6 separate regions of the Mus musculus genome follow, and all the other regions are linked to region 2. The links are chromatin loops, found by intact Hi-C in ENCODE. Cell type or tissue: left cerebral cortex. All regions are shown on one strand. Links, peaks and the distances in the headings refer to the core of each region. The heading gives the core; the rest is flanking DNA.

Evidence for each region. Hi-C counts contacts between places; a loop is a spot of excess contacts. Peaks named below come from ENCODE experiments on the same cell type or tissue, not always from the same donor. Only the 100,000 strongest peaks of a DNase experiment are listed, where the experiment ranks them.
Region 1: it touches region 2 in a loop (6-fold over the local background); 16 of 42 quality-filtered maps call a loop at or near these places.
Region 3: a loop joins it to region 2, with 2.2 times the contacts of the local background. A loop is called at or near these places in 3 of 42 quality-filtered maps.
Region 4: it touches region 2 in a loop (5-fold over the local background); 19 of 42 quality-filtered maps call a loop at or near these places.
Region 5: it touches region 2 in a loop (2.5-fold over the local background); 3 of 42 quality-filtered maps call a loop at or near these places.
Region 6: it touches region 2 in a loop (4-fold over the local background); 23 of 42 quality-filtered maps call a loop at or near these places.

The regions. Positions count from the first base shown.
Region 1 is chr14:78,727,480-78,732,670 of GRCm38, forward strand. Dgkh (diacylglycerol kinase, eta) reads right to left here. Exons shown (of 30, transcript NM_001081336.2): 1 at 4,879-5,191. The coding sequence starts at 4,938. Among named protein-coding and RNA genes, the nearest start is that of Dgkh, 2.7 kb to the right of the region's middle. In left cerebral cortex, for the core only: a CTCF peak has its summit at 3,991; DNase peaks (open chromatin) are centred at 2,484, 2,944 and 3,983; H3K4me3 peaks cover 1,303 bases; H3K27ac peaks cover 618 bases.
Region 2 is chr14:78,846,422-78,851,612 of GRCm38, forward strand. Vwa8 (von Willebrand factor A domain containing 8) reads left to right here and starts at 2,757. Exons shown (of 45, transcript NM_027906.1): 1 at 2,757-3,022. The coding sequence starts at 2,863. In left cerebral cortex, for the core only: a CTCF peak has its summit at 3,105; DNase peaks (open chromatin) are centred at 2,310, 2,640, 3,109, 3,312 and 2 more places; H3K4me3 peaks cover 1,652 bases; H3K27ac peaks cover 1,836 bases.
Region 3 is chr14:78,939,106-78,944,296 of GRCm38, forward strand. All of the region lies in intron 9 of Vwa8 (von Willebrand factor A domain containing 8), which reads left to right. Among named protein-coding and RNA genes, the nearest start is that of Vwa8, 93 kb to the left of the region's middle. In left cerebral cortex, for the core only: no CTCF peak of the experiment used is centred there; DNase peaks (open chromatin) are centred at 2,235 and 2,840; H3K27ac peaks cover 2,025 bases.
Region 4 is chr14:79,104,786-79,109,976 of GRCm38, forward strand. All of the region lies in intron 37 of Vwa8 (von Willebrand factor A domain containing 8), which reads left to right. It overlaps Gm30970 (a long non-coding RNA gene), which reads right to left. Exons shown (of 2, transcript XR_383637.4): 2 at 1-2,452. Among named protein-coding and RNA genes, the nearest start is that of Gm30970, 28 kb to the right of the region's middle. In left cerebral cortex, for the core only: CTCF peaks have their summits at 2,304 (motif pointing left) and 2,506; a DNase peak (open chromatin) is centred at 2,281; H3K27ac peaks cover 170 bases.
Region 5 is chr14:78,933,159-78,938,349 of GRCm38, forward strand. Vwa8 (von Willebrand factor A domain containing 8) reads left to right here. Exons shown (of 45, transcript NM_027906.1): 6 at 508-672; 7 at 1,436-1,485; 8 at 2,025-2,133; 9 at 3,947-4,051. Among named protein-coding and RNA genes, the nearest start is that of Vwa8, 87 kb to the left of the region's middle. In left cerebral cortex, for the core only: no CTCF peak of the experiment used is centred there; a DNase peak (open chromatin) is centred at 3,364.
Region 6 is chr14:78,666,043-78,671,233 of GRCm38, forward strand. The region is part of intron 2 of Dgkh (diacylglycerol kinase, eta); the gene reads right to left. Among named protein-coding and RNA genes, the nearest start is that of Gm30716, 18 kb to the left of the region's middle. In left cerebral cortex, for the core only: CTCF peaks have their summits at 2,419 (motif pointing right) and 4,128; DNase peaks (open chromatin) are centred at 2,443 and 4,211.

The sequences.
Region 1 (5,191 bases), core at 351-4,350, 120 kb before region 2:
ACTTTCAAGGAATCACCAATTTAAAATAGTATCTGACCTACTAACTGCTTCTCCTCCTAGTTAAAAGCATTCAAAATGGTTATCTGACCTAAGTGAAATGCCCTTGCCTTTTCTTTGTTCAGTTTCTTTGTTTTGAGGTAGTCCCCTAGCACGCCTCAGTCCCAATCTGACTTGGAATCTATGGCAGGTCTCTTGCATCAGCCTCTATTTCTTGAAATGGCTATTACAATTTCAAATACATGGCATATTGTCTCATTTGGTTTATAAAAAGTTCCTTGACTCTTTCTTTAGTGTTTTAGATTTTCAAATAATTTCTCCCCTGCTGCTCACGAATTCCTTTTTATTACTATTACTTTGAGATCTTCGTTGGTGAGCTGTAGTAGTGCACACCTTTGGTTACAGAATTCCAGAGGCAGAGGCCGATAGGCCTCTGAAATGTAAGGCCAGCCTGGGCTATACAATGAAACTTCCAGGTAGAACATATCACTAATCTTGTTGAAAGCTTGCAATGTTGGAGTTTGAGGTATGAGTGCTGCCAAGATGGAAGCCAGTCTGGGCTACATTGTAACAGGCCCACAAGGGCTACACAGCAAGATCTTGTTTCAAACAAACAAACAAAAGCAGCAAAGAGTCTTGGCCATACAGTCTATAGATGCTACAGTCAGGGTTAAACAGAAAGGAGTAAAGCTGACCCTCCAGTCAGTTTTCTACTTAATAAGGTGCCATACCCCCCCCCCAAAAAAGTACAAGAGACATAAGCCAAAGCTGACTAAAACTTTATGAACACTCTATTACTACTTACAGGTATTGTGAACTAATCAACTGCTCACAACAAGCAGAATCATGAGTCACTCAAAGTGTCTAATCCCATGTTCTACGGTTCTACCTTCAATTGTGATAGAACTTAAGAGTTATGTGTCATATCTTGAAAACCATGAGTGGGTACTTGAGAAGCCATGGTCCAGGGCTCATGTTCCTGATCAGTCCAGAACCAAAGGACTACAGATGGAACCAGCACAGACTGGAAGGCTGCCCTGGCAGCAATATGGAACTGATTCTGCAATCACTATGTATTCCATAGTCAGAAATTAACATTCAAAAAGTTTGCCCTGTGTCAATTTTCTTAGTTGTTACTTAGATAACAAATTATTCCATGAGCAACAGTGCTGTTGATTACAGGAACTTACTGTGGTCCTAGCCCACAAGGCCAAAGCCTCTCACCATCCAGGCAGAAAGTGGAACTGTACAACCTTTCGCTTGTATTGTGGGCTTTTTGCTTTGAAACACTTCCCTTTCTAAGTGTCCATTAATTCTGGACTGATAACTGGTATACTGCCAACAGCTAATGCCAACAGGTATAGAACCATTTGAAAATAAAAACCAAGTTTAGGGAATGAAGTATAGTCAAGCCTCTCTCCACTTAAGGTATTTTGTAAATACTCCCACATTTTTAAACTGAGCTAGAATTGTAACTACCTATCTGCTACCCACTCCCACCCAAGATTAAGGACTGCTTTGCTAAATATCTTCCTACCCGCTCATTCCCAACAGCAAAACGCTTTGATTCTCCTTACTTATTTACTTTAGTGGTGCTAGGGCAAGCCTTGCACTGGCATGTGCTCTGTCCCAAATCTACATCCCAGCCCTCATTCTTTTCTTCTCTTGTCTCTGGATACAGAGTCTCAATATATAGTTTATGCTGGCTCCACAATCTGGGCCCTCCTTCCTCACCTAATTGTGTGAATACAGGTGTGCAGCACCACACCCAATTCCCCAAATACTTTTTGGGCTAAAATTTAGATTATGCCTATATTCACTAACATTGGACTACATTCCAAAGCTAGCACCAAAGAAAACCAAGAAACTTACTATGCTAGCAAGTATCTTCTTTAGGCTCAAGATTTAGCCCGAATAATGTTAAATAAAGCTAATGTGTATCCAAATTTAGCTAATTAACTTAATTTCACCCCCTCACAGACAGAATGTCAGGAAGTCCCAAAAAATCCCTTTTCTCCACATGAATCTCCAAGGAATCTTTTGTTTTTGTCTCTGAATAGGAGAAATCGGGCCATCATGGTTTAGGCTCCATCAGGAGAGAGAGAGAAACAGAGAGAGACAGAGAGAGACAGAGAGACAGAGAGAAAGAGAAACACCAAATTCTTGCATGCATGTTGCCACATGCCATAACAACACAGTAATCCCATTTAGTCAAGTTTGTATGGTAAAATATTAAATTACCTATATTTAAATTTTAAGAAAGTTAAAAACAAAACAAACAAACAAAAAAACCTCAGAACTGGGATCCCAGTGAAAACAGGTTTGCTTTCTTTGCTGTTGTTTCATTTTGTTTTAAGAGAGGAAGGATTTATTTTGGCTCAGAGGATAAATGTATCTTGATGGGAAAGGCATGGAGCTGGGGCTCTAGCTGTGGTTGCCAGAGCATGTATCAGCTGCTTGTTCTGTGCCACCTACTAGGAAGCAATGGGGGGAGGGGACACACACAGGTCCTGAAAATGAGAGTCTCTGAGCACACAGAGTCTGGGCTTCAAGAAAGCTGTGATTCTACTGTTTAGATCTTCTCTTCTCTCTCTCTCTCTCTCTCTCTCTCTCTCTCTCTCTCTCTCTCTCTCTCTCTGTGTGTGTGTGTGTGTGTGTGTGTGTGTGAGACAGACAGACAGACAGACACTGTGGCTCCTTAAAGTTATATAGACTAGCAATTAATGTTCTAAGTATAGCATGCCGCATGATGGTCATATAGGTTCATTTTGAAGGAAACCAGAACTCACTCCATTCAGATTCTTGAGCTCACTGAATCAAAGTTAAAGACCCTGATTTTTGAGAACTTAATGATGCCTTGTATTCTGCTGAAGCAACAGCAGGGCATGAAGTTTCAGGCCTGCCTGGCCTACCGAGAAAATCCCACAGCAGCCTGTCCTACAGTGTGACGCTCTGTCCCAAACAGAAACAACAGGGATTCGGATGGACCCAGTGTTCCTTCAAAACATATTTAGATTAAAACGTCAACCCCGTTGCTCTCCAAGCCAGAAATATTTAACATTTAAAGCTGTTTCCTCTAATGCATTCTTGCTTTCTCTTGAGTACACTCCTCTTTTAGTCGTTCAGGTAACTCAACTTTCTTAAGTAGTTATATAAAGCGTTTGAAAAATCCTTAAATATTGTAGTCATTACACAAAGTTCTGAATAAAATCACTCATGAGAACTTTTTATGACACACACTTGAATAGATGTCAACCTTCAGCTATAAAGTAAGGTTCTTGGGGACAAAGCTTGTCTGAGAGTTAACAGCTTGCCCAACAATCTCAGAACACGATAGGTGTTGGATAAGAATATCTGCTGAACTAATAAAATGCCTTAGCCACTTACATACGCCAAGTTTTGAAGAGTTCAACATTTAGCCACTGCTCCTGCTCCATCTCGCTTCTCTGTGAAGGTTTTAGCTTTAAACGTTCATGTGGCGAGACTAGCACTGAAGATTTTCTAGGAGAATAAGAAAGCACTCTGTTTCTTAGCACTTTGGAGAAGAAAGCCGGAGGTTCTCTAATTTTCTAACTGCGGTGAAGTCCTAGCATTCAGCACCCAAAAAGCACTACACATGACTTGGAGCTTCCCGCTGTAAGTGGTGGAAGCTGATAGGATTTTATTTAGTAAAGTTCAAAACAGGTCGCTGGATTTCATTCCCAATGATCTTAAATGTCAAGACTGAATGAATTGTATTTTTAACCAAGAATAGCTTACTCCCTAATGATGATCGCAATAGAACACGAACAGATGGGCTACCTAACGTGCAAACTCACAAAAGCAAAAGCAGTTGCAGATGGATCAAAGTCGAAGGACACTCCTGAAAGGTCAGGAAGCAGGAGGCAGCGAATCGTACCCTGGCAAACCGGCTGGAAGTCTATGGGTAAGAAAAGGAGAAGCAAGCCTGGCACCTGACCTACAAGCTCTCAACAGGCAGAGGGCCCGCCTGAGCAGACTCAGGAAGTCCCTGGGAAAACATCATCAGAACAGCACCGCAGCAAGGATGAAGCCAGAAATTTTGGACCAGGCTTTTGAGACGGTTCACAACGTCAATCAAAAAGGACTAAGAAATACGTAGATAGGGTATGCAGAGCCAAAATTCATTGCCCACTCAAGATTACAAGGGTCTACGCAGGACGGGGATTCCTGGGAGGAATCCCTGAAGGGATGGATGGATAACAGACGGCTCAGTTTGAGGTGCAAGAAATAAGTTAAAGGAGTTTAGGGAATAAATCCAAAGACCTCGACTCTTCTCACACGCAACACTCTGAGCCCCTAAAGTGACTCAATCTACGCGTGGCGTGTGCTGTGAGATCCAGGCGAAAGCGAAGTTAGCCGGTGGCTGGATCCCGGTCCAGGTCCCCTGACCCTCGGAACTGTTCAGGGCAGCCGCGGCCACTCGAGTCGGAGGCGTGGCTCTGGGCTTCTGGCAGCCACCAGCCTCCACAGGCGGCGGTCCTTGGGAACCTGCGTGCCCAGGTGACTGCCAGGGCGCGGTCAAGAGGTGAGCCCCGTCTCCTCCCGGCGCCACCCGCTGACCGCGCAACCCCGTCGCCTCCACTCCCCGGGCCGCCGCGCCACACTCGGGAATGAAGTGCAAAGTTGGGAAAAGGATGAAGCGCGGAAACGGTCCTCTAAGGACCGTCGCCAGAGGCCGACCGGACAAAGGCGCTTCGGGCGGCGAGCAAGGAGGAGCCCGGGCGCCGGAGGAAGCGCTGCCCCGGCTGGGAAGCAGCTGGGGACCTCATCCCGGACCGCTTCCTGAACGGAACATGGGCCGGGAGGGGGAGGCAGGGAGCAAGGACAAGCGGGAGGGGTGGGCGCGGGCGCGGTACCCACCGGTTCCTCCCAGGCCGGGCTCTGGGCTCCAAGCACGGGGCGCACGTGCTGAGGCTCCATCGCGCCGGCCCGCGCCCGCTGGCCGCCGGGGCGCACGGACACCGGCCCCCGCTGCCGCTGCCGCTGCCGCCGCCGCTGCCGCCGCCGCTGCCTGCGCCTCCCTCGCTGGGATCGCTGTCGCTGCCGCCGCCGCTGCCTGCGCCTCCCTCGCTGGGATCGCTGTCGCTGCCGCCCTGGCTCCTGCCCGGGGCCAGCCACGGGCCCTCCCGCGTTCTCTGGCTTCCGCCGCGCTCGCCCGCCCCCGCGCCGGTCC
Region 2 (5,191 bases), core at 750-4,749:
AATAACCAGGAACAAATTCTCTGACTGAATATTCTGAAAAGGCATATGGATCTACTAATGTACATCCTGGAAGAACAAGTTCAAACATTGCATTCTCTGTGAAGCCTCACTGGCCTTTCCTAGGTGTAGTATTGTTTGAGAGCCTTGAGCCTGCATCTTACACACATCAGTCTGTGTACATGTGTTGGTATGCCTGCTTTCTGCATTTGATGTGATTTCATTGTCTAACAGTAAATGGCTGAATGTGCTACAGTGTCTCAATCTATGCCATGCTGTAGTAGGCAAGCCTGTGGGTGCATTTTCTTAATCAGTGATTGATGTGTGAGGCCCACACGGGTAAGGCCTCCCCTGGGCTGGTGGTCCTGGGGTTTGTAAGAAAACAGGCTGAGGAAGTCAGGGGAAGGAAATGAATAAGCAACATCATGGCCTCTGAATCAGCTCCTGCCTCTGGGCTCCTGTCCTATTTGAGTTCCTGTCCTGACTTCCCTCAGTGACCTATGATAGTTACCTGGAAGTGTAAGCTGAAAAAAATCCTCCCCCACATCACCCCTGCAAACTCTCTTCTGGTGATGGTGTTTCACCAGAGAAATAGTAACTCTAACTGAAATAGTTAGGTAATAGTACCTCCTATTTGTGAATTGTGTCAAATAAGATTGTTAATTAAAGTGTTTAGCACAATCTCATGACATAGAGTATGTGCTCTGCATGAGTCAAGTCTCCCTAGAACAGGATGAATTGAATGAATATATGTTTCACAAAGGTGTTTAGTTTCCCCAGTAGGAACTGGGAAATCCAATATTGGTTGTCTGTACATTAGAGAGGTGGAGAACCTGGTAGCTGCATAGTCCACAAGGCTGGGTTCTTCAGCATTCTCTGCTGGTGGTGGAGGTTTCGAGGTCTCCTTTCAAGCCACTTCGTCTTCAGTCTCTGTTTGAGAATTGGATTCTCATGGCAGTGAATTATGATCCTCATCAGCCAGAGGCAGAGACAGGCAAGCAAGAGAAAGGCTTTTCCCTCCAACTCTTTCTTTTTAAGTTTCCTCAGGAAGGTACTGCACATGCTGGGTGGGAGAGTCTTCCCCTTTGAATTACTGCTTCCTTGAAATGCCCTCATAGACAGGTCAGAGCCTTGTCTTTTAGTCAAATCCAGACCTAATCTACTTGACTGTAACAATGGTCAACTATCTCAGGCTCAAAGGAGGAAAAGCAATTTGTAAATTTCTATGCTGCTTGCATGTTTGCCATTAACCCAATTCACATAGGGATTAAAAAAGAAAAGAAAAGGAAAAAAAGAACAACAACAACAACAACAAAAAGAAAATAAAAAGAGGATATGACTCCTCCTGGGTAAGAGGGTGGAGAAGGTGCATTATAGATGTGAGGGAGAAAACACAGAGGCAGAGGCATCTATCTGGCAGGGTTCAGAGTGAAAATGAACACCTGAGTGAGGGTGGTGTGTGTGTGTGTGTGTGTGTGTGTGTGTAGAGGGGAAGCTGGGAGAGGAGAGAGCCAGGATCCAGGAAGCCAGACCAGGAGACCAAAAGAGGACCAGAGTAGTCAAAGAGGCTGGATTGTAGATGGAAGAGCAGCTTGGGGGAAAGATAGTACTGCCTCTGGGTTGGAGAGTTCAGAGTAGGGGACTGAGTGCCTCTACCAGGAGGATCCTGTAACAGGTGGGAATGGAGAGATAGGAGGAGGATCTAGTGGCTAGTACCAGCTTTGATGTGTTAACAGGGACCTCTGTTAGCTTTTATCTGTTAACTGGCACCTCCTATAGCTGGTTGTCTCAGATTTGAGGCCTAACAGGTGTGGTTGTGAAATAGTGAGAATCTATCCATGTAATAATTATGCTGTTTTGACATCTTTAATGTTCACTCCTTTATTTTCGATTTCTCCAAACTAGTTTAAATTATTTCTCTGCCACCTCCATTTACTTCTAAGTTTAGTTCCTCGGGAAGTTTAAGTGCCTGGGAGGTGGGTGCTTAATATGGATGTAAGATACAGGTAGGTCTAGAATTGGCAAGGCCATTCTCTGAGAGCCAGGCCTGCATCTTGTTTGTTTGATTTCATTGTGCAGAACTTCATTAAAACTTTTTGCTTTGGTTAATTCACTCTTGACATTTTGGGGAGGCAGCCTAATTACATTAGACTTTGTTTGCTTTATGGAAGACTGCTGCTGCTTTTGGAATGCATGGTAGGGAGGGAGCCTTAGTCAAGTGTCCTACTTTTTCCTCACTAAAGACATAAATTATGTTTATATAACCCTTGCCTTGTAGCCTGACTGGATCCTTCTGGTAGTTGAACGTTTTTTCATTCACCATTATAGTGTAACATTTCCTCTTGCAGTTTAGAAGATGATAAAACAGGAGCGGCAAAGGAAGGCTAAACTGAAGCTTTCAATGCCTGTGGTGTGGAAACCCTGGGAAGATGACAACGAATTAAAATAGGTGAAGTTCCAGAATCTCTTGAATATTTTCTCCATTCTGAAAAAAGATCCGAAGCAGTATCGAGGGGAAAGCCCACAGTGCATCATAACACAGTAGGCTAGCAGCCAAGAAAGAAACAGGGCATACGCTCAACTGTGCTAAAGGTCTTTGGCATCTCCCCAGCTCCGGGCGTCCCTGGGGCGACCACGCCTGGGGCGGCGCGCCGGGCTCCGGTAGCCGATCCTACCGGCTGGCGCTCGGCCTGCCCTCCGCCCCGGGCCGGGCCCATCCCGCAGAGCCCGGCGAGCCGGGGGAAGGAGTTTCCGGCGGACCCGCCTCCCTGCCGCTTCCTGTCCCGCTCGCCGATCGCCTCCTGCCCGGTCCAGGGACTGTGCTTGTCCGAAGCCCCTGGAGGTCCCACGCATGCCTCCTGCACCATGCAGTCACGCCTCCTCCTCCTAGGAGCCCCGGGCGGCCTTGGGGACGTGGCCTCCCGGCGAGTGCGGCTGCTCTTGCGGCAGGTGTTGCGGGGCAGGCCGGGCGGGGACCAGCAGCGGCTGGAGGTCAGGCTGCTGCACTCTGGGGCGACCGACTCAGGTAACTGGGCCCTCCGCCTTCGCTGCCGCTGCCCTCGCTGCTTTGTGATGTGGGGCAAGGCGCTGGCGCCCCCTGGGCTCCACTCTGAAACCTTAGGGGTCCGGACTAAGGTCTCTGATGCCTAGGAACACAGTTTTCTCCCACTGGAGATTTTTGTACAAGAATCCTCACGTAGACTCTAGGACACTGAGAGGTTTATGCTGCAGCCTTTGGGGGCTGTTAAGACTCGTGCTTGACCTTGACCTTTGACTCCCGAGGGCTTGGTTTTGTGTCATGAGCCAAGTAGGGCTCGTGATGGCATAGACACGTGTACAATCTTGCTGGAGAACCTGTGCCCATGTTCCTTCCCAATTTTAACAGAAGACTCGGTTTCAAGCACTCTTAGAACTGAAAGTCATCGCTTTAGTTAAAACCCTATACTATAGTCGGAATGAATGAGTCCCAAAAAAGAGGGAAACAAAAAAAAAAAGTGCCTCGCTGAGGATCACAAGGTGAAATTGCGATTCAAAACTTGCCTGTCCTCGATTATAGCTTCTAGAGCATGTACTTGCTTTCCACTCTGTTACTCAGTTTTCATCTGCGTGACAACATTAAAACACACACACACACACACACACACACACACACACACACACACACACACACAGAGCAGCCTAAAACAAGGGAAGATTTCTTGGCTGGAAGTTACAGATGTTTCAGTGTATGCTTAATACTTTAATCACTGTGGCCTGTGGTGAGGCAGAAATTCGTGATGACAAGAGGACTTAGCAGAGGGAAGCTGCTCTCTCAGGGAGGCAGAGAGAGAGGAATCGGGGATAAGACCTACTTTTCAAAGAATCTACTTTGTCTCACTAGGTTCACCTCCTTGTGTGTGTCATCTCCAGATAGTATCATCTCATCTAATAAATCCATCATTTCACCAGTCCAGATGATAATACACTCTTATCAGAGAAGGCAGATGTCAAGGGTAGAATGTGGTACAATCTGACAGGCTTTGAGGTTGAGCAGTTTTGGGTAGACTCCGTTTGTTTGTTTGTTTGTTTGTTTGTTTATTTATTTATTTATTTATACTCTCTAGCTAACTATAAGAGCCATGAGTCAGCAGATAGAACATTTAATTGAAAAGAGGTTTTTAAAAAAATGAAAAAAAATTTGTTTTGTACTGATATGCCTCACTACAACAAGGGGCACTGAAACTGAGAACTTGTGTATTCACCAGAGACCTGGGCACATGTAAGAGCCCTCATGACAGAGTGAAAGATTAACTCTTGGCTATCCAGACTCCTAAGGTTAGGGCTTTCAAGGTGAGAGCGGCACAGTTGGAACCAGAGGTCATACACAGGCCACAGCCGTAGCACAGAAAGCAGCAGGCTGTGATGGATGAGTGTGGATGCTGGGAAGACTCTCAGTTGTACTCCAGCACGTGACCAGACTCCCTTTGTCCTCTGTTGTCACTGCTTCCTAGCAGTGTGACGGGAGAACAAAGTACATGAAAAACAAACTCAAGTTGTAGACTTTGCTTCTCCCGAACTGTATGCCTGTTTGTCTTGTCTGCACGGTCCTTTGGTGCCTGTCATCACTGGGTACCTAACAAGCGTTCGGTGGCTTACTGGGTCAAAGTTCATGGAGACTGTTTTTGTGAGAGGCTGCAATTGCTTTGCTGGCTTTCATGATAGTATACCTTTACTAAGCTTGATATGAAGGGGGAAGAGGCCATTTATGTAAACAGTAAAAAAGAAGTTGGGCAACTTTAATCCCAGTACTGTGAGTTGAAGATCAGCCTGGTCTATAACAGTTCCTGCATAGCCAGCTCTATGTAGAAAGAATCTGTCTAAAAAAAAAAGCTTAAACCAAACCACCCCAAACAAACCAACAGACTCTCACAGCTCCTGCTTAGCATCCCTTTCCGTCGGATGGGGTAGAACCTATAACTTGTAAATTCTTTATCTGTATGCTTTAATTAGTAGGAGTGGTATCTCAAGGTTTTAGAAACAAATGGTCAGTCAGCAAGGAGGTTATCACTCCACAGCATAGTTGATGGATCACTGTGACATCATCATAGATGGGGCCAGCTGGCTCAGTAGGACTGGATCTCAGAAACTGACGAGCTTGGAGACAGTTCTCTCAACCCGTGGCTCTCCTTCACCACTGTTCCATGTTCTGTAGATT
Region 3 (5,191 bases), core at 239-4,238, 92 kb after region 2:
TTGATTTTCTTATGTTTGAAATTACTTCAAAATAAAAATTGTAAAAATATCTAACATTTAAAAATTTAAGAACAAATATGTAATGTAAAAAGAAGTTTAAATTTACAACATATTTATAGCCTAGAATGCATTTTTACAATTATGTAGAGTTTATACAGTTTTGAAATGGTTTTTAATATCTTCCCTGGTGTAGTTTTACTATTAAATTTATGTTTTTATTTTTGTCCTCAGTTGCTAATTCTTGGAACTTGCTTTTCTTTTAAAATATTTATGGCATCCTTTTTTTTTTTTTTAATTGTATAGTTACAAATGCCGAGTTCCAAAAGGCTAAAAATACCTTGTGATGTTTTGTTAGTGTATATTTATGTGTTGATATTCAGTAGAAAATTATTGGCTTACTAATTAGCTCCCTCTTGGAAAGACAGTTTGTTTTTCTTTCACATCTGGCTAAAGATGTAGATTTCTCTGTAGTAGTTAGAACGTAAATACTGTCTAGGACCTCCATTATCTGAAGGCCAGGATTTGACAGCCTTAAGTATTCTTCAGGGTCTTGTTTAGGCAACCATATTTGTTGAGATTTCATGGTTGCAGCAACCAGGTCATGACTTTGAAGTTATCGTGTAGCAATAGGCATCCTGGTTCTTACAGTCTTTCCTCCCCCTCCTCCATGATGATCTCTGAGCCTTAGATGTATGGGTTGCATTGTAGATGCACTGCCTGGGGCTGAGCAGGTGCCATAAAGTCATTTATTCTCTTCTTTTTGTCCAGTCTTGGATCTCTAGTAGCTTCTATCTGCTGCAAAAGGAATCTTTGATGAAGGGCAAGAACTACACTCATCTGTTTGTTACTAGTATTTAGAATATAGTTAGAAATTATCTTGGTTTAGGAAAATGGCAAGAACAAGTTATTCTACTGTGACTTCTCCAGCTATGGGTAGTTGGCTAAGTTTATAGTACCAAGTATGAATTTTTACTTAATGGGCATTTAAGTTCAAATCGACAGCTAATAGTCACCCCCACAACAAAAGTGCCACTACATTGTACCACTGGGGATACCTTGCTGGAACAGTTCTATGGTCCATAGGCTTTAGAGCTGGATAGGGTAGTTGATTCTTCTCCCTTGGTAGCTTGCGTAGTTAGCACTTTCAGATATTATGAATGCTAGTTCTCAGGGAAAAGGCTTCAGGGTGAATTCCAGACCAATTTCTCCCAGTCTTGTATTTGAAGTATGTGGTGTTTCCATACTAGGGTCTTACTTTTAAGTTCTGGAAGGCCCCAAGGACAATGGCAACAGCCTATATTGTTTGGGAACCTCTGGGACCTCCCTGACCAACAACTAAAATGGAAGTTTCCTATGTTTGGGGAGTTTGTTAGTCTACGGCTGTTGGGGAGCATTATAACTCTCTGTGGCCTAATTTCACTTAAACCCCACTCCCACATACGTATGTAAGTATTATATACATGTTTCTAAGTAAGTTTATAAAAATGTTCTCATGTGGCTTTTTCAGACATCCTCAGGGGTCTTTATCCCCCTTACACCTCTATGCTGCTGTCCTTCCTTACCCTCTCATAGATCCTTTCTCTCTCCATTTCTCTTATGCACTGTGTCCTGCTACCGTTCTTGACGGTTTGAGTGATGATGCTTTCCATAGGTCCATGTGCTCCTTAGTGGAACTGTGTGGTGAGGATTAGGAGGTGGGGCCTTGTTGGAGGAGGTGTTTCATTGGGTTTCGAAGACTCAAGGCATTCCCAGTCAGCTCTCTGCCTCCTACTTGTGGCTCCAGCTGTCTGATACCATATCTTTGCTCTCTTATCATAGACTCTAACACTTTGGGAGTGCCAGCCTCAAAGGAACCCTTCTTTGTGTAAGTGCCTTGCTACGATGTTTTGTCATAGCAATGGAAGCTTAAGACACCATGTTTCTAGATGTCCTTCTCCCTGCCTCCATTTCTACTTTCCTGGTTTCTGTGGCTACACCAGGAGTTGGATTTCTCAAGAATGCTGTTTCTCTTAGCTTTGCCCTTCTTTTGGTCTTCATGATAAGGGAAGCAGAAATTGGGTTATTGGTTCATATTACAAACAGAAATCTTCTAACTTTGATAGTAGGTGTTGGAATTACTTTGCTAAGAGAAGAAAAAGTGTGACTGTGTTTGTCACCTTAATTATCTCACCTGAAGGTTGAATCACAGCCGTAGCTCGCCTGACCTAAGGAGCTGTTGCGCACAGTGATGTTCTTTACACGTGAGTACTGAATGTCCTGTTTTAGCAGTGGAGCAGACTGCACACTGCTGTAGCTCTGCATCTGTTTTAGGGCACTCTGATGTATTTGCCACCTTAAATCTCTCTCTCTCATTTTTTCAAGGCATATCTTAAGCTAATGCTTATGTCTGAACAATATCCTCAAATAGTTTTGATAGAAAATGTGAAAATTAGTGAACTTCATTAAATTCAGAAAGGATTATAATAAAGGAGTGGACATATCTGTTCTAATAGAACAAATCAAGAAGGGATTTATATTCTTTCATAGATATCATAAAAATTAATGAGTAGTTGCATTTGAATTTTAATGTAATCATTTAATTAGACTAGACTTTAAAGAAAAACCTATTACCCACTGAAAATGCAGCCAGCTAAAACTCAGAATACTTTTCCTGTTTCTAGACCAGCTATAGAAATGGCTGGAATGACTTCAGTCCCCAGATGGTGCTTGTCACATGATGCTCCTGTTCTTAAAACATCTCTGTAGCCATGGAATCACGTCTAGCTTTAGTTAAGACTCTGAAAGAAAATACTTTCATTCTCATCTTGCCATGCTTTGAGAATGGTATGCTTGCCGGCAGTTTAGTAACAGATGCATCCAAGCTTCTTAGAACGTGTCTTGGCTCTCAGCCCCACTTAAGTAGGGCTCCGTCATAACAATGACTAAATTAGTATGTTCCCTGGGAGATTCAGGAAGGCTGTGCCACTCTTGTTCATTGATGATATAGTCTGAACCACCTCTCTCTCTTCGTGAAACTTGGAAAGATCTTGCATTTAGTGTTTTTGTCTAGTTCAACAAACATTAATTGAGCATTCATTATTTGGCAAATAGTTGTCTACGTAGTGAATTCTAGAGATGCAGAAACAGATGCTATCTGATCGCGTCTCTGGAGAGTACACCGTCTGGTTAGGGCAGCAGACACTCCAACAACATTTTATATGGTGATTTTCTAACACTGTGGCTTAAAAAGGAATGGCTCTGGTAAAAGCAATGGTTCGGAGATAGCAGGCATGCAGTAGGCATAGGTGGGATGAGAGACATTAGCTGGTAACAGTTAGCATGAGGGGAGACTGAGCACAAGTGAGAGGTCAAGAGAAATGAAGCCCACTCGGACGAGCTGCCGATGCTGCCAGTTAACGTGAGGAGGGGACACAGCTCCTCACAGGGCTCTCTCTGACTTAGCGCTTTCTAGCAGCTTTTAAACTCTAGTTCTATTTCTAGAGCTATTTTAATATTAAAGATAACTGCTTGGTGCTGGTGCAGACACTGAGTCCAGGTGAGGCCTGATCAGGGGGGTCTTGGCAGGAGATTTCCAGGCAGCAAATGCAGTTTGCTGTTTTGGGATCCCATGTCTGTCTCTACTGGGCTTTGGGACCCCTTGCCCATGTCAGCACAGTGTTCGAGGAATAAAAAGGGTAAATGCTTAGGAATCTTTAGTGTATAAGTGTTAGTTGAATTCATGGGGAATTATTTAATAGGTTCTGGGAGCAAGAAGAAAAGAAAAAAGAAAAACTGGATATTGAATTCTGGAAACAGCCACATTTAAGGATTAAGATGAGAACTCTGCAGTATTGGGGAGAAAGCTGAGGAAAATCAGCCATGGGACTGTTATATTAACCTGGTCGAGAGATTGTGGGGGCTTTGGCTAGCCATGAGGTTGGTAAGAGGCAAATGCATTTAGGTTGTTTGGAGGTAGAGTCAATATGATTTCCTAAAGACCTGAATACAGGGCTCAGTCAAGGAATCAAGGATAATTATAAGCTTTACAGATTGTGGGATTTTTTTGATCAAGTTGAGAATGGAATGGCTGTAGAAAAATCAAGATCCCATGTTTGAGCATATTTGATGTGCTTGTTAGATATCCACATGGAGAGTCAAAGGGGCTGTGGCAGGCACAGGTCAGCATTTCATAGATTCACAAGAGAAAAACCAGGAGTTATGAAAATAGATGATTTCTAAAATTATTTATCTGGATATGATAGAATTTTTTTTAATAAGGAAATATACCTAAGTCCTCCTGGAAACATGAAACAAGGATTCCGTTCCATGATGATTTTGGTATCCAATCAACTGTGAGCACATTATGTTCTCACATTAACAGATGTGAGCACTGTGTCTCATCAGTCCAGGATTAGTAAATGTTTCAATGTTTTTCTCTCTCTGCTCCTCACAAAAACATAGCCTGTATTCTATTGCATAGGTTTGACATATTAATAATAAACTCAGAGTTACCAATAATAACTCGGTGTCAAATTAGGAAAAGGAATCAAAGTGCTTCTCCTTGGTGCTATTAAATTGAGAGCAAGCCCAGATTTGGATTCTCGGCTTCTCTTCTACCCATGTCTTCCATTGTCCCTTTCTGTCTGTTGTATGAGTTGGAATCTCTGCCTGCTTAAATGCTCTCTTGTGAATTTGTCCCTGTCTCTGTGTGTGCCCATGTGTGTCTTCAACAAAGGACTTTCCTCTCCCACTTATTAAACAGTACAGACAGCATAACATGGGGGGGAGGGGATTGGAGAATATTTTACAGAGATCTTTAACTGTTTTATAAGGGATGAAGTCATTGATTCCATCTGACCCTAGCTCACCCTAGCTCACAGTTTACAAACATCATTGTTAATAGACTTACTAACTTATAGCCATGTGGTATTCCGAATTTGTGATGGATATGCACTTGATAAAGCCACTTTCACCCTATTTTCTGTTCCCACCAGATGGTTATCATAACACATATACAAACACATGTATTACCTTAGGCCAGGGATGTGGAAAAGTTCATAATTTATGATTATGGCAAAGCATTAGCTTAAGTTGTAGAAGTTAATCACATAGGAAATCCAAAGCAAATAAGGTTGTTCTCTTAAAGATAAAACAGGCTGAGTACACAATAAGATAGAAGTCACAAATGATCCCAAGGTATGTTATTTATACT
Region 4 (5,191 bases), core at 383-4,382, 260 kb after region 2:
GCAGCAAGATGGCCCCTGTGCATCCACCGTGCTCAGGGATTTTTATGGAACCTGTTACTTGTGGTTCTCTTCAGAACTATTCCAAACGGTAGCATTCCCTCTATTTGAACCAGTTTTCCTTCACTTCTGTTTTCACTGATGCCTAGCAGTAAATACTATTGTGTTTGAACTTCAAATATGTTCTTTAAATTTCTCATATAATGTGGAGCTCAAAGGTCATGCTTTACCTGTGGTCGGGATGTGAATGGGTGTGGTGGAGCACACTTGTTATTTGAAGGATGCATGCCTGTAACCCCAGCACTTGTTATGTGAAGGAAGACAATCATAAAGTCAAGACCTGCCTGAACTACATAGTGAGTTCTGGATAATCCAGGCTCCATAGCAGGACCCTGTCTCGTCTCTAAAGTATAAAAGGGAAAGAAAACGGGGCTGGGCGTGGCAGTGCACATCTTTAATCCAGCACCTGGGAGGCAAAGGTAGGCAGAACTCTGCATTCAAGGCCAGCTTGGTCTACAGGGCAAGTTCCAAGACAGCCAGGGTTACACAGAGAAAAAAACAAAAACAAAGGAGAGGAAGGGAGGGAGGGAGAGAAGGACGGAGGGAGGGGAAAAGGAGAGAGAGGAGAGGGAAGGAAAAGAAAATATCGGTGACCTAAATTAAGCCTCTTATTTCTTTTTCTGAAAGAATCTTTACTTACAATTTTAATAATGGTTCTTGGCTGTTTAAAACATAGCCCATCTCTCTGTGCTTTAATCTGCAGCTCTTTCAGTCCCAGGGCTTTTCTGGACATATTAAGAACCTTTGCTGTCCCGGCTCCCTACTTTACTAATGGGTACACACAATTGATGTCTTCTTTTCTGCTCTGTCTTGTCTAAGCTGAATGACACTGGTAACTGAAGCTAGATAGTTAAGCTATCTAACTTAAGACCATCGCCTATGGCTACATCCGAGACCCCAGTGGTGGCCCTGTCTCTCTGGACTTTGTGAAGAATGGAGAGTATGCCTTGGAGAGAATGGGGGTCACCTATGCTGCCCAGGTTCACCTGAAGTCTCCCTTTGACCCTGACAACAAGCGGGTGAAGGGAATCTATTGATAGGATGCAGGTGGAGGCTAAAACTGCTCAGGCCACTGGCAACGGCCACGCTCCCCACACTGCCTGCAGACTCCTGCACTGCACACACAGCCTTGTGTCCTGAGACCCAGGACAAAGCACAGACTTCCCCACCCTTAGCCTTGACAAGGAAGGGAACTGAGACAGGGAGCAGGAAGATTTGGTGGCAGGCTGCACACACTCTTTACCGGGTTGTTCCAGGTAGTTTGGGGCCACAAACTTGAGCGTCTCATCCATGAGGATCACAGGCAAGGAGATTTTCAGCACCATCAGCCACTGGGTCAGATTCAGCGGTGTGATCTGGAAAATGAGTGGCAAAGGTACCACGTAGAGGATCAAGAAGTGAAGTGACATGGACAAGCAGATGGAGCCCACGAGCCAGATATTCTCCCAGGGGGGCATCCTCAGCAAAGACTGGTTTTCAGACAAGCTGTTGAGGGCATTACACATCTCTATGGTTACTAGAACAGAAAGTGCCATTGTCATTGGATATGGGGACTCAAAGCAAACGAGCAAAATTATCTCAAGGACAACCAAAATATTATTATATGAACTTCCTCTAATCAAGTGTTTCTCAGAAATGTATAGCTTCATGTCCTCAGCTCAAAGTTCAGCAAGCAGACATAAGACACACTTAGTAATAAAGCAATACAAATTGGAACTAAGTGGTGTTTTGATGGGGAAACTCCCATGCCAGCATGCTGCTTTTACTCCATTGTCCCTCGATCTGTGGGATGGACAGGAAGTGTGCGCACTTGGACCATCAGGTAGAAAAACAACTTGAGAGTGTGCATCCTCAGGCTAAGTGGCCACAGTGAATTCTCAAAGTAGTCTACCACTGTTTGTGGCTTTTGGTCAAATTCCTTGGTAAATAATGAGGCAGAATACTAGTTGCTCTATTTAGGCCCACTCTGTTGTGATTCACAAGTAGACTGTACAGCCAAGTCTAAGAGTCGTTGCCAGTAATAAGAAGTAAGGCTTGTCCTCTACAGTTCCCTTCCTCGTCAACCTGCAAGCTGCGTCATCAGTGGACTCTTCACTCAGAAGGGTTCTGCTCCTGGTTTTGGAGCCTGGGAAATCTGTCTTACAGAAGTAGCGGGGAAAGATACCTAGTTCCTATTGCCCTACTTCTGGGTGCCAGCAGCTTTCCTCCGACTCTGGTGAAGTGCCCGCATCGCCATCTAGTGGCGATCAGGTATACTACACATTATTGAAATGAATGCTCACCTTTGTACGCCAGCACTTGGGAAGTCAGCCTTCTGCTTGGGAGATTTCCACAGTCCCTTGTGTGGCTTCTGTTGGGTAGTGGAAGCTCCTTTATTTAGGTCAGCAGTGATGGCCTGGAAAACAATCTTTCAAGCCATCTGCTTCATCTTTCCGTGATTCTTCTGAGTATAGCAGACTGACTGTCCTCAGACACACAGACAATTAGCTGCGCTGTCCTTGCTGTCTTTGCTGCCTCCTGCTGTCAAGCAGCATTAGCTTAGAAGACAGACTTGTTTGAGTTTTCGTTAGTGAATTCCCCGCTATATTTTCAAATGATAACACAGGGAGAGCTTACTGAACTCTTTGTATAACTTATGTTCATTAATTTGACACTCTGACGAAGAATATGCATTTTTCCTATAGTTAGAACAACTATAACAATAAATTCAAGTATCACTACAACTGGAGTCCCTAGACTCGAGAGTTATTACTTTTAGTCTATATTTTTAAAACCATGGGCTATTATAAGCCAAAACTCACCTAGTTATATTCTCAATGTTGCTTCATTTTTTTATTGTATTACATTTTTATTCTTCTAAACAATTCTATTAAATATACTCCATTTTCCTCAAAAAATCAAATCTGCAAAGCTGTCAATGACTGTTCTCATGAGAAAAGGTTGACCGATAGTAGCTTCAGATGTCACTTTCTAATAGCAGCAGGAAGTTCAGAAAGCAGACCCCATATGGCACTGCTGGAGTCTGAAGAGTGCTCACTTAACCGTGAACTTTAAAATGGATGGACTGTCCTGAGTCATCACTGCACGGGACTAGAACACACATGCGCAGCAGTCAGGACTGTGCTCAGTACACACGGGAGGCACACACTCGGTGTTGAGACAGCAAGAGATGCCCAGAAAAAAGCACAGAAGAAAGACACTCTGGGACTATGAATACATGTAGTTTATTGTATATAGATAGGTGCGTTTCTGTTGCTGTGATAAAATACCCCGACCAGGGCAACTTACGAAAGAAAGTGTTCAACTGGGCTCATGGTTCTGGAGGGTTAGGGTCCCCGAGAGCAGGAACAGCTGACCACTCACATCTAAGCCACAGCAGGAGCTGTGACACTGGGGGTGGCTGGAAGCTCTTTAAACCTCAAAGCCCAGCCCCAGTGGCACACTTCCTCCAACGACATCACACCTCCCAATCCTTCCCAAACAGTTCCACCACTTGTGCATGTGCCTGTGTGGAACACTCTCACCCAAACGCCAATGGCTACCTAATGGTTGGCAGATTTGTTTGTTTGTTTTTAGTGAGGAAAAGCTAATGCAAGTCTATCTTCTTTTTTATCTTATGTTTACTGCTTAAAACAATTTTTCAATTTAAATTTATTTTGATCATGTTTTCCCCTCCCCAAGTCCTTCTAGATCTTTTCCCCCCTTGAGTTTTTTCTCAAGACAAACAAAAGCCAGTGCAGCAACAAAATCCTCCAGTCCAGGAAAACAAAATAAAACACTACCCAAACAGAAAAGACTCACCAAACTGTAAACCAAGTAAAAAGTACATGTCTACACACACACACACACACACACACACACACACACACACACACACAGAGTGGATTCTATTATATGTTGGTCAACTACTCCTCATCATGAGGCCTGAGGACCTGGAGTGAATGATATACCCAATGTCTCAGAAAAAAAAAAAACCAAAAACAAAAACAAAAAACGGATTTTCCCGCCAGCAGGTGTAAGTGACAGTTCTGTTGTCAATGGTTGGCCATTTCTAGCCATTAGCTCAGTAGTTTTGCAGTTTTAAGAGTTCAGTTGGACAAGAAAGCCTATTTTCAGATATAATTGCTACTCTTCTATTTAAACTTAACTTTTTCCCAATATCCAAGCAGCTATCTTAAGATCTTTTAGTGATATACAGTGCTCTGTTCAGTTTTCAAAGAAAGCATGGTCCACTTATTCTTTGTTCTTTGCTTTGGCCAATAACTCTGGAGACAGGCTGCTTCCGTGTGTCACTGTTACAGAATGCTTCAAGCCTTGTGTGATTGTTGTTGTGAAATGTAAATCGGCAATAGCAGGAGCTGGGAGTTCTGGGCAGCCAGTGCTGAAGTGCTGAGGCATCCCCTGAACAATCTTGCCACTCAAAAGGCTTAGTATAAAAGAAAGTTTATTGTCAGGGAAAGAGTGGGGATCAGGGACCTGGAAATGGGTAGAGGCAGAGAAGGGACAGAGAAGGACAGAAATTGAGAAACAAGGGGAGGAGAGAGAGAGAGAGAGAGAGAGAGAGAAAGAGAGAGAGAGAGAGAGAGAAAGAGAGAGGCAGAGAGAGGCAGAGAGAGGCAGAGAGAGGCAGAGAGAGGCAGAGAGAGGCAGAGGGGCTGGGCTAGCAGGCAGTCCTGTTTATGGGCACCTGGTTCACACCTGGCAGGCAGTGACACAAGCTGTTGCTAGATCACTGTTGGGAGGAGCCCAGCAGAATTGTCTGCAAGCCAACACTTACACACGTGCTGTCTGTGGGAATCTCCTTTTCCCAGAAAAGCAATGCCTTTCACAGTCTTTTGCAATTTCCTGCTGTATCTCTATTCATGTATAAGTACACCTGGCTTTTACTGTTTGCTTACATGGTGACCCTTGGGCTATGCCTATAATCACTTTTCTATTGTTTATTCCTGCTAGAGAAATCCATAGGAGTAACTTTTGGTTCTGTAAGATTCTCAGGAGTACCTACTGAGAATGTAAGCTCTCCTGGCAGGTGTTCCTAGGATCTGCTGATAAGATGGCTGTCCTGGCCACTGCGGACAGGGGGTGCTAATGATGTATGCCAAGTTCTGTGGTGTAAACCTTTCCTCCCTACTGT
Region 5 (5,191 bases), core at 1,125-5,124, 87 kb after region 2:
TGAGTTTTTAAAAACTCGTGTTAGTCATATGCCTTAATAGAAGTACACCTATCAATGCAATTCTCTGTTTAAGGTCTATGGGCAGCCTCGACTCCGGTGATAAGTCTGTTCTAGGTCTAGCTTTTTGGTAATATATCGGCCCTCTCCTTTTGTGTTATGGACTAGAGCGTGGCAGTCTGTCTCAGACTCCTTTGTTCCTAGGTATGTGGGCTATCTTTCCCTCCTAACAGCATAGTCTTCATCCTGGGTGTGCTGGGCTAGCTTTTCCTCCTAACAGCACCGTCTTCAGGCTGTGAGCCTTCCTTGGCATTGGGTCCTCATTTGTTTTGCTGCGTTCCACAACAGCTTGCTTTTGAGAGAGTTCTCAGACCCTCCTGTAACAGCACTCAGGGTCTGACTCTGTCTGTCTTGGCAGCTCTTGCCTTTGAAGTCTGTGTCACTGGCTCTGCTCTGGCAGCTGCAGCCTGCAGCACTTCTGCTGTGGTGTTTGATCTCTCACTTTCCTAGGATCACACTAAAGAGGAGCTGGACGCGTGGAAGATTGTCCGAGTCAGTGAGAATTTCCGAGTGATTGCCTTGGGCTTGCCAGTGCCCAGGTACTCTGGGAATCCATTAGACCCCCCTCTCCGGTCTCGATTTCAAGCCAGAGATATCTATTTTCTACCCTTTCAGGTAAGTATGCCAAGGACATAGTGCTAGAGTGGTTTTTTTGTTGTTGTTGTTGTTGTTGTTGTTTTGTTTTGTTTTGTTTAATCTATACTAAGACATTAAATTCTATATCAGCGTTAGTATTTGGGGTTTTTTTATTTATTTTTGGTTTGTTTGGTTTTTTTGTTTGTTTGTTTGTTTGTTTGTTTTTGGTTTTTTGGGGTTTTTTTTTTTTTTTGGTTTTTTGGTTTTTTTTTAGACAGGCTTTCTCTGTTTAGACCTGGCTGTCCTGGAACTCACTCTGTAGACCAGGCTGTCCTGGAACTCAGAAATCCACCTGCCTCTGCCTCCCAAGTGCTGGGATTAAAGATGTGCACCACCACTGCCTGGCTTTATTTTTGTTTTTATTTTATTCTATGTGTATGAATGTTTTGCCTATATGTATGTCTATGTGACCCACTCATGTGTTTAGTGCCTGTGGAGGCTAAAAGAAGGCATTTGATCTCTTGGAACTGAAATTATAGACAGTTGTGAGTCACCATGTGGTTGCTGGGAATTGAACTCAGGACCTCTGGAAGAACAGCCAGTGCTCTTAACTGCTGAGCCATCTCTCTAGTACCCCTGACTGTTTTTATGTTTAATGGGTACCTTTACCTTTATTAAATAGATTGTATCATGAACTACTGCAAATTACAGCATTTCTTAAAAGTTTGGTTTAGTTATAAAGCGTTTGTGTTTCATCTGTTGTATTCATTATTAATTGGTTGCATATGTTTCTGCTATTTAGGACCAACTAAAACTATTGTATTCAGTTGGAGCCAATGTTTCTGCTGAGAAGTAAGTATAGTTTATGATTAAACATTTAATTTGTTTAAAAATTAAATTTGTTGTTGTTAAGCTAAAAAAAAAGTTGCTTAACAGTTTAGTTTGTTGAGTCTTTATAGAGGCTTCACAAAGACACGCAAGTTGAAATGAGTCCAAAAGTATGAGTCGGCCTTTGCAGACAGACGAGAGTAAAGCAAGATGCGAAGGATTTCAGCAGAGTGGGGACTTGAGAGCGGTGCTTTCTCCTCAGCGTTCAAACACTTTCAGTACCTACACCTTAGCTTTCAGCTTTAGGAAGGTGGGGATGATGCTCACATGAGGGATTTAGACCAGGTTGTGTAATCCTCACATATTGTGATAGATTAGAGGAAACATCTAGATAGCCAATCAGTTTCTGAATTTTTAATGGGATATTACATGAACCATTGTTCTTTAAGAATTCATAGTACATTTCATGTTTCTTAGATTAATGAAATCAGTCTACTTTAGCTGCAATGTACATTTCCCATGTTAAAGTTATTCAAACACAATTTGAACATTGTCCCTTCTAGGATTTCTCAGCTCTTGTCCTTTGCGACAACCCTCTGCTCCCAAGAATCCTCTACGCTTGGGCTTCCAGACTTTCCCTTAGATAGTTTGCCAGAGGCAGTTCAAATCCTGGTAAGTATAAAATAATCAAACGTCAGAGACATATATTCAAATGTGGCAAAGGCAGATTGAAGCTTATCATTGGAGCTTGGTTACTTGAGTTGTCATTTTCTTCTATAAAAGGCCTGAGATGGATGTGCGCACTGGAACAAACTGCAGACCCCAGAGGCATGCTTGGTCTCTGGGGAGCTTTCAGGTTTGAAGGGAGAGATAGAAATGCAGCCTTCTGGAGCTTCCAGGGGATAGACAGCTTCAGCTGGTCAAACAATAGCTACACCTTAGGGAAAGAGATGGCTAAGCAGACCCAGCAAGGCAGCTGAGCTTTCCTGCCCTAGCTCCAGGAGTCACTGTTAGTGGCTATTCTAAAGCACACAGGTTTCCAGGTGCTGGCAGGTCTCCCAACCTGTGAAAAAAGATGGTTCCAGTAGCCTGTATTTGCAAGACTTTTATAAGTCTGAGAAGGGAGAAGAAGCTGGGCACATGTAGAGAGCATAAGAGCAGACCTGAATACATTTGCAGGGAGCACAGTTAGTTTCCCAAAGCATGTGGCGTCCTGTCTGGAATGATGGGAAAGCCTTCAGGGCAGAGGGCACATACAGAATGTTCAGCCACAGATGGGCCTGGAATGTTTGCAGAATGAGAACTAAGTGTTTGTGGTAGAGACAGGGGTTAGGACCTACCGTGAGCTATTTTGTTGATGAGTAAGCCTGCTTGGGTTTTATGGGGAGGGAGGAATGGCCCTCCTGAGGTTGTGAAGTAGATGGAGTGTGATGTGATCATTTTGACGTTAATGGAGATCCTGGTTCACAGCAGTGGATGGAGGAGGCTGCTGAAGTGGGACCCTGAGGACCAGGAAGCCAGCATCTGAAATCAGACTCTTCAGCCTGGTGCTTCCCCAGGGTTTGCTGGTAGTCAGACAGTTTGCTTTCCTGTCTATTGTTTACATTGTTGTGTACACCCGGCCTACTTCTTGGTTACTAAATTTTATATATCTCTTTTTATTTTTCCTCAGTAATTTTTACTTTGAAAATTCTCTAAACTGAAAAAAAAAGTTTAAAAATAGCAAAGCAACACTCACAATCTCCAATTAGAAGCCCTGTTGTTAACAACTTGCCACCCCTGCTTGCACATGTACCCTGCCACCTCCAGTTTTTTCTGAGCTACTGGAAGGTAAAGGCAGTATTTTCTTAAAGAATTGGAGCACCTGTATGTCCAGAACATGGCTCCCACGCTTGATAGCTCGTTTACAGTGATTCAGGAGAAGTATCTAATAGGCAGCCCACACAGGATCTTGTGTTTGCTCGTGGCAGTAAGTAACTCCCTGAATGGTGTGAACAGACTTGAGTGCAGTGCGATTTGGGTGAAGAATTTGAGGCTAATGAACACTTTCTAACTTTGAACTTATAATTGTGAGGCTTGATGGATGTAGATGAGATTAATTCAGATTAGTATTAAAGGATGGAAATGTGCTTCGAGTGACTCAGCGGGGGAGATGTGTGCTCTTGCAGGTGTGTCCTATCTAGATACTGGAGGGTCCTATGTCAGATAGCCGACGGCTTTGATTAGAACTCCTGAACGAGGCCAGAACTAGATAAAGAAGCCCGGGGACCAGGGATACAGGAAAGGTGGGAGCGTGTGGCTCTCTCAGGGAGATCACACAGGACAGGAAGAGAAGAAGGCTCTGCGTATTTACATTGCTGCAAGATGCTTTCTTTCTGCTGGGGAAATGCAGCACCTCGAGTACGGCATGTACATTCAGGATGCACCGTCTGTGGCGGACCGCCCGAGCTGTTGCTGACCTCTATATGTGTCTGCTCCTAAACAGGACTCCTTTCCCATGATGTCGATTGAACATGCACTCCAGTGGGTGTATCCTTACACTCTTTTACTCGGACACGAGGGGAAGATGGCCGTGGAGGGTGTTTTAAAAGTGAGTATCTGCTTTCCCTTCCTCTCTGTCCTCCTCATTTCACCGTCCTTTCCATCTTCCTATTTTTCCTGTACTCCTCTTAATTTTCCTTACATATCCTTTTTCTTTGTCTTCCTTTTTCTCTTCTTTCGAGAAAGCAGTTGATGCCAATAACAAGAAAGCAATGGTGGGAAGCAAACACTCAGGTGTGGGTGTGGCTGGGAGATTTGTTATATGGGGGCAAATAAACGTACAGCTGAGCAAAGGAATGATATGTCCACTGCAGTGGGAGTTATATATCTCACTGCTGAAGAAAGATTGTGAACTTGGCAGAGGAAGACATGAAAGGACCCTGAGGTTCTGGATTAGAAATGGGGATATGAACATGACTCGTGTTGCTTTTCAGTGCACTCGTATCAGAATTGTTTCTCCTGGCAAGATGTGAACAAGTGTCTTCTTGCCCCACATGGAGCACACAGAGCATAGTAAGGAAGTAATTCCACCCAAGTCTAGTTTGGTGCATCAGGGAGTTTCAGCTAGGCTACCTTACAGGAGCCAGGAGAGTTTACAGTTGGCTAGACTGTGTATTCAGGGTGGGTTCTGTGGGTCTAGTGCATGGCCTTGTGAAAGCCTGTGTGCTGCTGCCTGAGACATGCTCATACACTGCCTTGTGAACGTGCTCTCCCTTCCACCAGGAAAGCGCAGTGGGCATTCTTGTGGAAGTCTTACGTTGGTAAACACAGCAGCTCTGATTTCAGTATAACAGTGGCTGTGTCATGGCCAGAGGATAACATTACCCAATGTGTATGAAAATGTGTGTGTGTGTTTACACATTTTCTAGCTCTGTGGCCTAACAGAGCCTAGAAGCTGTGATCACAGCAAGTGCCTGAAAGTCTAAATTCCATGTCTGCTAATGGGACCTAATTCCTGAGAATCAGGGCTGAACCAAAGATTTGGTCAAGAAATAGAAGATGAGATCAAGGAGGTTTTCAGTAAATGATGTCAGCATATCAAAGCCACAGGAGAATTTATTGACTTGAATATTAAAAGTAAACAGTAACTGATGATAATACATTGTATAAAATAGGTATCCATCCTATTAAAAAATTTAAATATGGAGGACAAGCAACTCTCTTTGTTACTGTAAAATGTGTGCCAACA
Region 6 (5,191 bases), core at 780-4,779, 180 kb before region 2:
CTTGCTTGCAGCAATTAAGATCTGGCCATAGGTTAATTAATATCCTGGCCTTTTGATGCACCTGCCACAAGCAAAACACAATCTCCCCAGGAGTGGCTTGGCATGATTGAGAGGTAGTCAGTGATAAGACTCCCTGGACATGTCACCAACCTAAGACAGGGATCAAACCAATGCTGTTTGTCACCCAAGGACGGGTAAGGGGCATGGCTGCGGGGGGCTATCTACAGACATTCTCTCTGCCAAAAAAGAAAAAAGGGGGAATTGTGGGGAGCGGGTGTGGCGGCAGTCCCAAAGGCGCCAGGGACTGCAGCTAAGTCATATGACTTGCACCTGACTTCCTCATATAAGACACAAACATCTTGAGTGCTGCGCAGGTGTACCAGGATACAGGTGAATCCAATTTGGTGGAGATTTGCCCCTGCTGCCCTGATTAGCTGAAGCTGCGTGCCTGGTGAGGTGGCGTGGCCTGCTGTGCGTGGATGGGACCTGAGAGTATAAAAGAGTGAGAGGCCCAGGGCTCGGGGGAGATATAAAAACAAGGGAGATATAAACAAGAAGAATCAGGACTGAATAAACTGCTGTTAGAAGGACTGGTGGTCACGTCGTTCTTGCTGGTCGAGAGCGGGCGCGACAATCCCAAAGCCTGCTTCCCACACCCAGCAGACAAAGATGTCCACTTGGACACACAGTAAGAGCCCAGCACTGCCACCCAAAGCCAGTGGTGGCACTAGCCAGATCCAACCCAGAACACTTCTTTCCTTCCAATGCTGAGTTAACTTTTTAAAATCAAATAGCAACAAAGCTGAAGAGGAAGGACCGCAGTGTGAACCGTGAGGGGTAACTGTGTCCCAGCTCATAGGAGAGAAAGCATTCAAAGAAGTTTCTGGAAACAATACTTAATGAAACTAGAGTGGGGGAGGATAAGGTACATCATCATTTACAGTATCACAAGCATCTCCCTGCTTTTTAAGCCCTACATTTTGGTGCAGTGTGCTCAAACCGTTTTGTGTATCAGAACAATCTGAGGCGCTTTCCCAACGGTAAATGGCCAGACACTCTGACCCACATAAGGGCCAGCTCAGGTTTCCTGCCCAGGATATCAGCTAGGATTCCTACAGCTCTGTGTAACCGAGTTCAAAAGCCAGAGGCAGACAACATGAATTTACAGAATAAAATTCATGTTCAAAATAGTCTTGCTTTATGCATATAAAAACATTTTTTATTCTCTCTCTCTTCGTGTGTGTGTGTGTGTATGCTTTCTTTTTTTTCCATTTTTATTAGGTATTTAGCTCATTTACATTTCCAATGCTATACCAAAAGTCCCCCATACCCACCCACCCCCACTCCCCTACCCGCCCACTCCCCCTTTTTGGCCCTGGCGTTCCCCTGTACTGGGGCATATAAAGTTTGCGTGTCCAATGGGCCTCTCTTTCCAGTGATGGCCGACTAGGCCATCTTTTGATACATATGCAGCTAGAGTCAAGAGCTCCGGGGTACTGGTTAGTTCATAATGTTGTTCCACCTATAGGGTTGCAGATCCCTTTAGCTCCTTGGGTACTTTCTCTAGCTCCTCCATTGGGAGCCTAAAAACATTTTTAATTCATTTGAAATAACTGCTTACTTTTACACACACATCAATGTACACCGTCTCATTCTGGTTCTTTGGAATGTCTGTGATGTCAGGGAGCTGTAGCCTGGCCACTTATAACAGTGGGTCCCTCCAAATGCGGCTCACACAGGTGACGCAGGGAGGCAAAGCAAGTGGGGCCCTGCAGCTGCTCCACAGGGCTTCCTGGCTATGGGAATTCCTATGACTGCATCTCTATTTAAGGAAAAAGTTCAACTTGCAAAACACAAGCATAGTATACCTTAGGCTGAACCAACACTGGGCTGAGGAGTGGGGTACACCTACCCAATACTGAAACACGAGGAAGCTCAAGAAAGCAGGATGAAGAGAGCCTCCCAGCATCTAGGGGACTCCACCCACCTCTACGTAGATCCAAAGAACCCCCATCATTTTGTATGCAACACTGGAAACTGTTAAGATATCTGTGCTTAAATGCAAATTAATATGTTCTAAAGCAAAACGATAGTGACTGTATAATATAGTCTAATTACCCTTTATACAAAATGCCCAGTAATTTCTAATATATTATTTTACTTACACTGGTTTATAATTTTCTTTTCTTAAGAAAAGGCATAAAGGTAAAATCAGATGGAAAGTAATTATATTCTGTGAATACTTATTTAACCCCTAAGATGTTCATTCTGCTCTTAGTATGTATCTTCTCCATAGAGGTTCATGAGCATAAATTTCTAATTAGAGAGATAAAACTGCATTGAGAAGGTACAAAGTGTCCATATCTCTTATAAACATCCTCTTTCCTACTTTACAACGAGCTGCAAGAGATCACCACTAGGTGGCAGTGGTGTTACACTAATGCTCAGTCCTGCCTTGGGAAGATGGTGACCTTTTTTCTGTTATGTAAATCCTTGTCTGCGCTTTATGGATAGCGTGAGGGAACTGTCATAAAGGTGATAAAACCTCGGCTGGGTGTGGTGACGCACACCTTTAATCCCAGCACTTGGGAAGCAGAGGCAGGCAGATCTCTGAGTTCGAGGCCAGCCTGGTCTACATAGCAAGTTCCAGGTTTGTCAGTACTACACACGGGCCTGTTTTTAAAAAGAAAAACTCTCCTTCTAATTCTGAATTAAATTCTTCTTTATCAAACGCCCCTACTTATTTCTAAGAATAATCCTTTTTCCCACACATGACATTTTGATGTAACCGCTTTCCCATGTGGCCACCATGATAAAGCTGTTTTGATGGGGGCATGTTGATGGGGCCTAAAATTAACTACTGAACACTGTCAACTTTTTAACTAGTAACTCATGTGCTAAACAGATGACTCCGCACCTTTCCTGGCCCTCAGTAAACCTGGCACTCACCATGCTCCCAGGTCTAGTTCAGGGCTACGGAGGGGTTTGGGGTCACTGGGGTGGCCAAGAACAGGACAGAAAAGAATGAAGTGCAACGGAGACGATGGACAGACCACACACAGCACCGGGAGTCACATGCTACCATTCATATGGATGTCAGGAAGAGCCAGTCCTCTTTGTGTGTGTGTGTGTGTGTGTGTGTGTGTGTGTGTGTGTGTGTGTGTGTGTGTGTGTGATTTCTGGAATTTTAGTCATGTATTTCAATATTCTCAAGGTTTCTAGTTCTTCCCCAAGAGAATATCTAGGTCCTGATGACACAGGGATACTCATTTAGACATCTGCCAGCTCTCTGAATTCAGAGTCACATGGACTAATTTACACACAAATACACACACGGTGCCAGAAAATTCACTCAGAGATGATTTGCACGGGCAATATTTATACCCAAAAAAGATAAGCCAGTTTGTTTTGTTTTTAAGTAATGTAATTTCAAACACACACACACACACACACACACACACACACACACACACACACACACGGCACACATCCCACAATAGAAACGCATTTGATTGTCCTCTGTATTTAAGATGGGACAGAGGAAGAATCAGAGATGGAAGTCTGAGCAAATTACTGGATTAAGCTGCAGTAAACCCACCCAGGCCCCCACCACAGAGTGTAGATTGTTGACAGCAACATGTTCCCTTACCTGGATCCATCCCTGGTGGACTGGTACGTTTTATGTCAGCTTGTCATGAGAGTCTCCCAAGAGGAAAATCTCAATTGAGGAAAAGCTTCCATAAGATCTGGCTATAAGCAAGCCTGTAGGGCATTTTCTTAATTAGTGATTGATGGGAAAGGTCCAGCCTACTGTGGGTAGTGGCCTCCCTGGACTGTGGTCCTGGGTTCTATAAGAAAGCAGGCTGAGCAAGCCATGGGGAGAAAGTCAGTAAGCGGCCCCCCTCCATGGCCTCTGTGTCAGCTCCTGCCTCCAGGTTCCTGCCTTGAATTAGTTCCTGTCCTGACTTTTTCTTCAGCGATGGACTAAGACATGGTTCTCAACCCATGAGCTGAGTCTCCTTTGGATGCTTGAATGACCCTCTCACAGGGGTCACCTAAGACCGTCGGAAAACATATCTACAATTCATAACAGCAATGAGAATCATGTTATGGCTGGGGCTCACCACATGGGGAGCTGTATTACAGGGTTGCAGCATTAGGAAGGTTGGGAGCCATTGGACCACGATGTTAAAGCATCAAGCGAATAAACACTTTCCTCCTTAGCTGGCCTGTGGTCACGCCGTTTCTTTACAGCAATAGAAATCCTAACGCGGACAGCCGTCTTCTGCCACTCCCACTTGGGGACCTTTGCCTACTACTCCATCACTGTCCAGAGGAAACTTAGCCCCTGTGCTACTTCTCTACAGTGGCCTCATCTCCAGCTTTACAGCCACGCAGTCATTTTGTTAACGGACAGAGGTGCAGAATTCTGACCCCAGCTGGCTGTGGAGACCTTGAGCGAATCGATGACTCTGAACCTGGACCTTCTCTTCTTACGGATAATATCAACAACCACCACCACTAGCACATGGAGGTGCTGCTGAGTCCTAAGTGTGTTTCCTTGGTCTCTGCATCCTGAGCACACACTGCTGTCCTGACAGCGCAGAACCCTTTCTTGGGTCTTCGACAATCATTCCCTCTCCATCCACTTTCCTTCCTCTTCGTAAGTATTATCCAAAATAAAGTAAAAACCTTGACACTGCCCCATGTTGCAAGCCAATGCTCCCTTCTATCCCAGCAAGCCTAGGAAAGGCAGATGCTCCGCTGTCCTGTCTGTCACCTGTCACCTCACAGCACAAGTGTGCTGTGACTGCTCGCTGTCCTCTCCACTTTAAGGGAATACTCTTCATTGGCCATTTCCAATTATAGCCTGTGTGCAAATCTAAGTGAACTCCCTCCACGACAGCTCCAATCATCTCCTCTAAATATCTATGCATGCACAACTCCCAAAATAAGTTCCTGGCTTTACTCATAATTTTCACTGTCTGCACACCACCACCTGGCACTGCTGGCCCACCTTAGACTCAACAAGCACTTTTTATCCCATGTACTGTAGGTCTCAGGCTAGCAGAAAGCGCAGGCTTCAGAAGGTCTCAACTCTAATTCCAAGCTTCCTGTAACTAGGCAGGTACCTTCTGTGGACAATCCTCCTGCAGCCATTTTGCTCTTCTGCCCGGGGACCTCGCTTGTC